Linked DNA regions of Homo sapiens: region 1 is linked to region 2. A link is a contact called in ENCODE Hi-C or POLR2A ChIA-PET data. All regions are on one chromosome and are shown on one strand. Each heading gives the region's core, a stretch centred on a gene start or an enhancer-like site at or near the end of the contact. The rest is flanking DNA. Distances are from core to core; before and after follow the strand shown. Region 1 overlaps EPHA1-AS1 (EPHA1 antisense RNA 1). Region 2 has its middle 7.6 kb from the start of FAM131B.

Region 1 (3,073 bases), core at 297-2,796, 100 kb after region 2:
GAGTGAATGAATGAAAACAGTAAAAGAAACATACACCTGAAGTGAGAAAAATGCATATACACTCAACGTCAATGAGATCTCTCTTTTTTATTTTTACTATGTATTATTAATTTTAATACGACTATACGTTTCTGCTGTGGTAGTAACAACTTTCACATTATTTGTATGACTAGTTTTCTCAGTTGACTCTTATAACAAAGGCACAGTTCAAAAGGATACACTAACCTTAAAATAGTTTTAAACAAATATGGAGAAAGAATATATTTGAAGTATTAAATAGAAAACATTTAAATATGGATCAACTTGAATGTATTTTTATTCAAGAAAATATTTTTAGAGCAAGATGGTCAACCGGGAGTCCCAACTTTTGTCTCCCCATGAAACGACAATTTAACAACTATCCACTGATGAAAATAGGAGGGCTCTGGAATACTATGAAGAAAATGCAGCAACCCAATGGAGCATAAAAGACTAGGATGGCTACATAGAAAAGCACAGGAATCATTTTACCTTGTCAGTCCTTCCCACTGTTTGGCACGGCTCAGTGCCAAAAGGGATACATTTAGCTGCAATCTTTCCCCATTGGGGTAAAGGAGGGAAGGAGGATCTCAACAACCTTCAACACTGAGGACTCCAGCAGCCTTTGTTGTAACCACAGACACCTGCAGCTTTTCCCACTAAGGACCGTTGCAGTTTTTGCCAATGATGATTCCAGCTGATGGAGCTATCCGGAGTCCATACCATGTGATACTCCTCTCTCACACTGGGCCCAAATTTACCATACTACCTTGAAGTTGGAGCTACCATTTCTTCTACCCCAATGTGGGAGCCGCTGCATGCCACCCTGCCAGCACCCTCAAACCCACCCATATATAAAGTTCTTTCTCCACCAAAGCCAGTTTTTAGAGTTTAGAAAAGGTTACTGCTCCTTCAAGTGTGCAGTCATCAACCTGAGGCTAAAAGGAACATAAAAAACCAAGGAAACATGACATCACAAAAGAAACACAATAAATTTCCAGTAACCAACCTCAAATAATTGGATATATACAACCTACCTGACAGAGAATTCAAAATAATTATTTGAAAGAAGCTCAGTGAGCCACAAGATAACACAGACAATGCAACAATATCAGGAAAATAACACATAAACAAGTTCAAAAAAGATCCAGGAATCATAAAAAAGAACCATACAAGAATTCTAGAGCTGAAGAATATAATTAATGAAATGAAAAATGCAATGGACAGCCTCAACAGCAGACGTAATTGTGGGAAAGAGAGTTTCTGGGGTGCCAGTTGAATTGGTCTCCCCTGTGTGAGACACCCATGGGCTGCCCGAGAAAAGTCTCCTTATTGCCTTCATGTCTTTATGCCCCGAGAGCATAACGCTCAGCGGCATTCCACAGGTTGCTCAGGGAGATAACACTCCCTTGAAGCAGTGGAGTATAATCAAACAGCTTGGCTCCTCCTGAAACCTGCTCCCACCAGTTTCAGTCCTGATAAGTTAAAGATCTTAAGTAGTTTAGACACACACCTTTGCTCAAGGAAATTCACAGAAGCCGCCACTGCTATACATCTTATCGAATGACTCACAAGTTCTCCTTCACTGATTCATCCTTTTCCTCATCCCTTCCTCCCCCTCCCATCTACCCTAAGAACAAAGAGCTTGTAAACCAATAAATTGGGTGGAGCCCGAGAGCTCTGGGCCGTGAGCAAGCCTCCAACGCTCCAGTCCCCTGGACCCACCTTTAAAACGCTTATTCTGTCTCTTTCTAACTCCTTTGTCTCTGCCGGACTCGGAGTACCCGCTGGGTAGTGTGGGGCTGGTTTCCCCAACACTTAATCAAGCAGAAATCTGCAAACTGGAAGACAGATCATTTGAAATTATCCAATCATAGAAGAAAATAGAAAAAAGGAATGAAAAAGAGTAAAGAAAACCTATGAGATTTATGGAACACCATCAGGTAAACAAATATATACACAATGGTAGTCTTGGTAGGAAAATAGAGAGAAAGAGAGAGGTGACAGAAAACATATTTAAGTAAATAATGGCTGAAAACACCCCAAATCTTGGGAGGGAAATAGACATCTGGATTCACAAAACTTGAAGAACACTAAAAAATTTCCACCCAGAGAAGACTACATGAAGACAAATTATAATCAAATTGTTAAAAGTCAAGGACAAAGAGAATTTTGAAAGAAGCAAGAGAAAAGCTATCATACTTAACAGTACACCCATAAAACTATCAACAATTTTCTTAGCAAAGGTCTTGCAAGCCAGAAGAGAGTTGGATGATATGTTCCATATATTGGAGAAAAATTCCAACTAAGAGTACTACATCCCACAAGACTATTTTGTTTTTTTTAAATGCAGAAGAGGTAAAGTCTTTCTCAGACAAATACAAACTGCGAAGGTTCATCACCACCAGATCTGCCTTACAATAAATGCTTAAAGGAGTTCTTCAAATTGAAATAAAAACCTGCTACACAGCAATGAAAAAATATATGAAAGCATAGATACCACCACTAAGGGCAAATATGTAGACAAATACAGAATAATGTAACACTGTAATAATGGTATAGAAATTACTTTTAATTCTAATATAATAGTTAAAAGATAAAAATTTGATAATGGATACACAATATAAAAAGAAGCAAACTGACTACAAAAGCACAAAGTGTGGGTGGGGGAAAGTAAAAATGTAGAATTTTAATATGCAATTGAAGTTAAGTTGTTAACATAAAATAGACAATTATATCTACAAGGTATTTTATGTAAACCTCGAGTTACCCACAAAGAAAAAAACCTATAAAAGATACACAAATATAAAGGGAACATAAAAATTGAAGAGTTAAAGGAAATCACTACAAAAATCATCAAATGACAAAGCAAGACAGCAAAAGAGGAAGAGAGGAACAAAACAACTGCAAAACAAATAACAATTATTGCTATATTTGATATTATTGCAAAAGGGTCCTCAGCTACCAATAATTACTTTAAATAAAAATGGATTAAACTACCCAATCGAAAGGCAAAGAGTGGCAAATAAATTAAAAACAACAAGATCCAGAGATA
Region 2 (3,309 bases), core at 567-3,066:
CCTCCCCAGCTTCTGCCTCTGAACCACAGCCTGATGGTTGAGGCTCTATTACTACCTGTCAGACTTCTCTATCACCAGGCACAGCTGACAGCCTACCTCTCAGATTCCTGGATATATTTTCCTTCTGAGTTCCCCAGTTCTTTTCCTTTGCTAGCTTTTGGGATATCCTGCAACTTCAGCTTGGATTCCTCTTACAAACACTTGTTTGGACGGAGATCTGTTTCACCTACAAAGTCTAACTACCTGAAACCTTTTATCCTTTCCTGCAACTGATCCTGTTCCTAAATAATGTGTTTAATACATAGTGGGTAGATGTAGCTCCAGTTGGCTATGTCTTTATTTAAGTGAGCCAATCAAGTCCAGAGAAAAAACAGTGAAGGCATTTTCCCGACAGTGAAAGAGTGGTGGATATATAGGGCATTAGTTACAGATGACTGAGTGTTAAAACTGGTTGAATACTTAGAAATCAAGTTCCTTGCTGTACTTCCACAGACAAGGAAAATTCACCTCTCAGATTTTTACAGTCACACACTTAGTAAGTGGCTGAGTTAGTAAGTGGCTGAACTGTAACCAAAATTCAGGTCCTCTAATTCTTAGTCTAACATTCTTTTCCCTATCCTAAGATGCACCCCTAAAGCTATGTTACATTATTTTTCTATGACTTTTATTATAACATTAAGCCCTGTTGAAATAAGCTCAGGCCTCATAATCTTTTTGCTTATGGAGACTGTTCAACTTCTTGCAGATAAAACAGGTTAAAAAAATGTTTTGGCCGGGCGCGGTGGCTCACGCCTGTAATCCCAGCACTTTGGGAGGCCGAGGAGGGTGAATCACCTGAGGTCAGGAGTTCGAGACCTGCCTGGCCAACACGGTGAAACCCCGTCTCTACTAAAAATACAAAAATTACCCGGACATGGTGGTGGGCACCTGTAGTCCTAGCTACTCGGGAGGCTGAGGCAGGAGAATTGCTTGAACCCAGGAGGTGGAGGTTGCAGTGAGCTGAGATCGCACCACTGCACTACAGCCTGGGCGACAGAGCGAGAATCCGTCTCAAAAAAAAAAAAAAAGTTTTAAGCGAGTAGATCTCCTCATAAGCATTCTTACCAACCACAATAAAATTAAAAGAAAAAAAAAGACCATTGTTCTTTCTAACTTAGGAGTTCAGAGCTCATTTAAGAATGGGTACTTAATCCTAGTGTATAGGTTCAGACCACCGTTTGGTTAAGGTTTTGTGATGGTGATAAGCTAATAGGGACAAGGCATTGCTCTCCTGGGTGGGGGTCCACTTGAAAGCTGTTCACTCACTGAATCAATCAATCACAATTATCCTGCCAGGGCACCCACACAGGCAGGAAGGTCCAAAGGACACTGGAAATTTTGAACGCCAGGTGCTGGGTGTTTCTCTCTTTAACTTAAAGAAGAATTTCCTTTCCAACCTCTTTGTTCATGTATATGCATGAGGTGGCTAGTGGTAGTCAAGCCTGAATTTTATTACTGATGGTGGAAAACTGTGTTGGGGGCAGGGCCAAGGAATGCAAGCAATGTCTTCCTTCTAAGGTGGGAGCTGGAATTTGCCCCTTGATCTTTCTCTTCCTGGAGCTCTAGTTTCTCTCACAGCCAAAATTTTTGAAAGAGCTGCCGGCACTCATCTTCTCCATTTCCTTACTTCTCTGCACTCCTCAACTTACCCAATCTGGCATCTTCACTCTACTGAAGCAGCTCACACGGGGGGCTCCCCTGTCAGAGGCAATTGAACCAGAGCAACTCCATCTTGAATAGGAGCTGGGTAAAACAAGGCTAAGACCTGCTGGGCTGTGTTCCCAGACGGTTATGGCATTCTAAGTCACAGGATGAGATAAAAAGTTAGCACAAGACATAGGTCATAAAGATCTTGCTGATAAAACAGGTTGCAGTAAAGAAGCTGACTAAAACCCGCCAAAACCGAAATGGCGACGAGAGTAACCTCTGGTCTTCACTGCTACCCTCCCACCAGCGCCAACAAATGCCATGGCGACCTCAGGAAGTTACCTTATGGTCTAAAATGGGGAGGTATGAATAACCTACCCCTTGTTTAGCATATAATTTAAAAAAATACACACACATGAAAATGGGCAACCAGCAGCCCTCAGGGCTGCTCTGTGTGTGTAGTAGCCATTCTTTATTCCTTTATTTTCCTAATAAACTTGCTTTTACTTTCCTCTATGGACTCGCCCTGAGTTCCTTCTTGTGCGAGATCCAAGAACCCTCTCTTGGGGTCTGGATTGGGACTTCTTTCCAGTAACACCCTTAGCCTCCATGTTAACAGATTTTGTTCATTTCTAACCTTAAGTGGCACATCAGGGGCATTTCATACCCTCGTGAGGGACTCATGGTTACTCCCTCATTCCCAAACACTCTTTCTTGGTTCTCCTCTTGACTTTCCGGCTGCTCCTTCTTTGTCTTTTTTTGTTAGTTTTTTCCATTATTCATTCATTCATTCCATATTACAGGTATTTAAGGAGCACCTACCTACTCTATGTCAGTACCTCTCTAGGTTCTACGATCCAAAACTCCTGCTGTCACGGAGCTTATAGTCTAGTGAGAAGTGGTGGGGCAGAAACAGCAATACAACAATTAAGAGACTGAATTGTTTGGTGGGGGAGTGCCAAAACCCAGGATGGAATGATATATTTAAGGTGATAATTACTATGAAGAAAAATTAAGGAAGGGCCAGGCGTGGTGGCTCATGCCTGTAATCCCAGCACTTTGGGAGGCTGATGTGAGAGGATTGCTTGAGCTCAGGTGTTCAAGACCAGCCTGGGCAACATATGGAGACCTTGTCTTTACAAAAAGAAAAAGAAAATTAGCCAGGCCTGGTGGCACATGCCTGTGGTCCCAGCTACTTGAGAAGCTGAGATGAGAGGATTGCTTGGGCCTGGGAGGTAGAGGCTGCAGTGGGCCATGATTATGCCATTGCACTCCAGCCTGGGCAACACCGCAAGACCCTGTCTCAAAAAAAAAAAAAAAAAAAAAAAGAAAAGAAAAAAAGAAAGGAGAGGTGGATAATAATGAAAGGGCTGGTATATGTCATTCTAAACTGGATGGTCATGGGAGGCCTCACTGAGAGGTCAGCATGTGAGGAAGGCTATGATGGAGATAATGGGGTGATCCATACAGATGTCTGTGGAAGAACCTTCCCAGCAGAGAAACTAGCAAATGCAAGGCCCTGAGATGGGAATGTGCCTTACACATTGGAGGAACAGTAACAAGGCCATTGTGGCTGAGGCAAAATGATTGCTGGGAGATGAGGCCAGAGAGCATGTGGGATTA

Evidence for each region. Hi-C counts contacts between places; a loop is a spot of excess contacts on that map. ChIA-PET counts read pairs that join two places held with the same protein, here RNA polymerase II (POLR2A). Pooled maps may share reads with other maps.
Region 1: a pooled map shows a loop between it and region 2 (1.9-fold over the local background). The contact joins two enhancer-like sites. A Hi-C loop is called at or near these places in 2 of 168 maps with a recorded cell type or tissue (CD14-positive monocyte and breast epithelium) and 4 of 50 pooled maps. POLR2A ChIA-PET finds 5 or more read pairs at or near these places in 1 of 52 experiments (GM12878).

What each region holds. Positions count from the first base shown.
Region 1 is chr7:143,470,910-143,473,982 of GRCh38, forward strand. All of the region lies in intron 2 of EPHA1-AS1 (EPHA1 antisense RNA 1), which reads left to right. Among named protein-coding and RNA genes, the nearest start is that of TAS2R41, 5.4 kb to the right of the region's middle. RefSeq lists an enhancer at 1,184-2,383. Within about 2 kb of position 1,547, at least 4 of the 41 ENCODE cell types and tissues checked have a DNase peak (open chromatin) inside an H3K27ac peak, as active enhancers do.
Region 2 is chr7:143,368,623-143,371,931 of GRCh38, forward strand. It overlaps a transcript of FAM131B not described here. Among named protein-coding and RNA genes, the nearest start is that of FAM131B, 7.6 kb to the left of the region's middle. Within about 2 kb of position 1,817, at least 2 of the 41 ENCODE cell types and tissues checked have a DNase peak (open chromatin) inside an H3K27ac peak, as active enhancers do.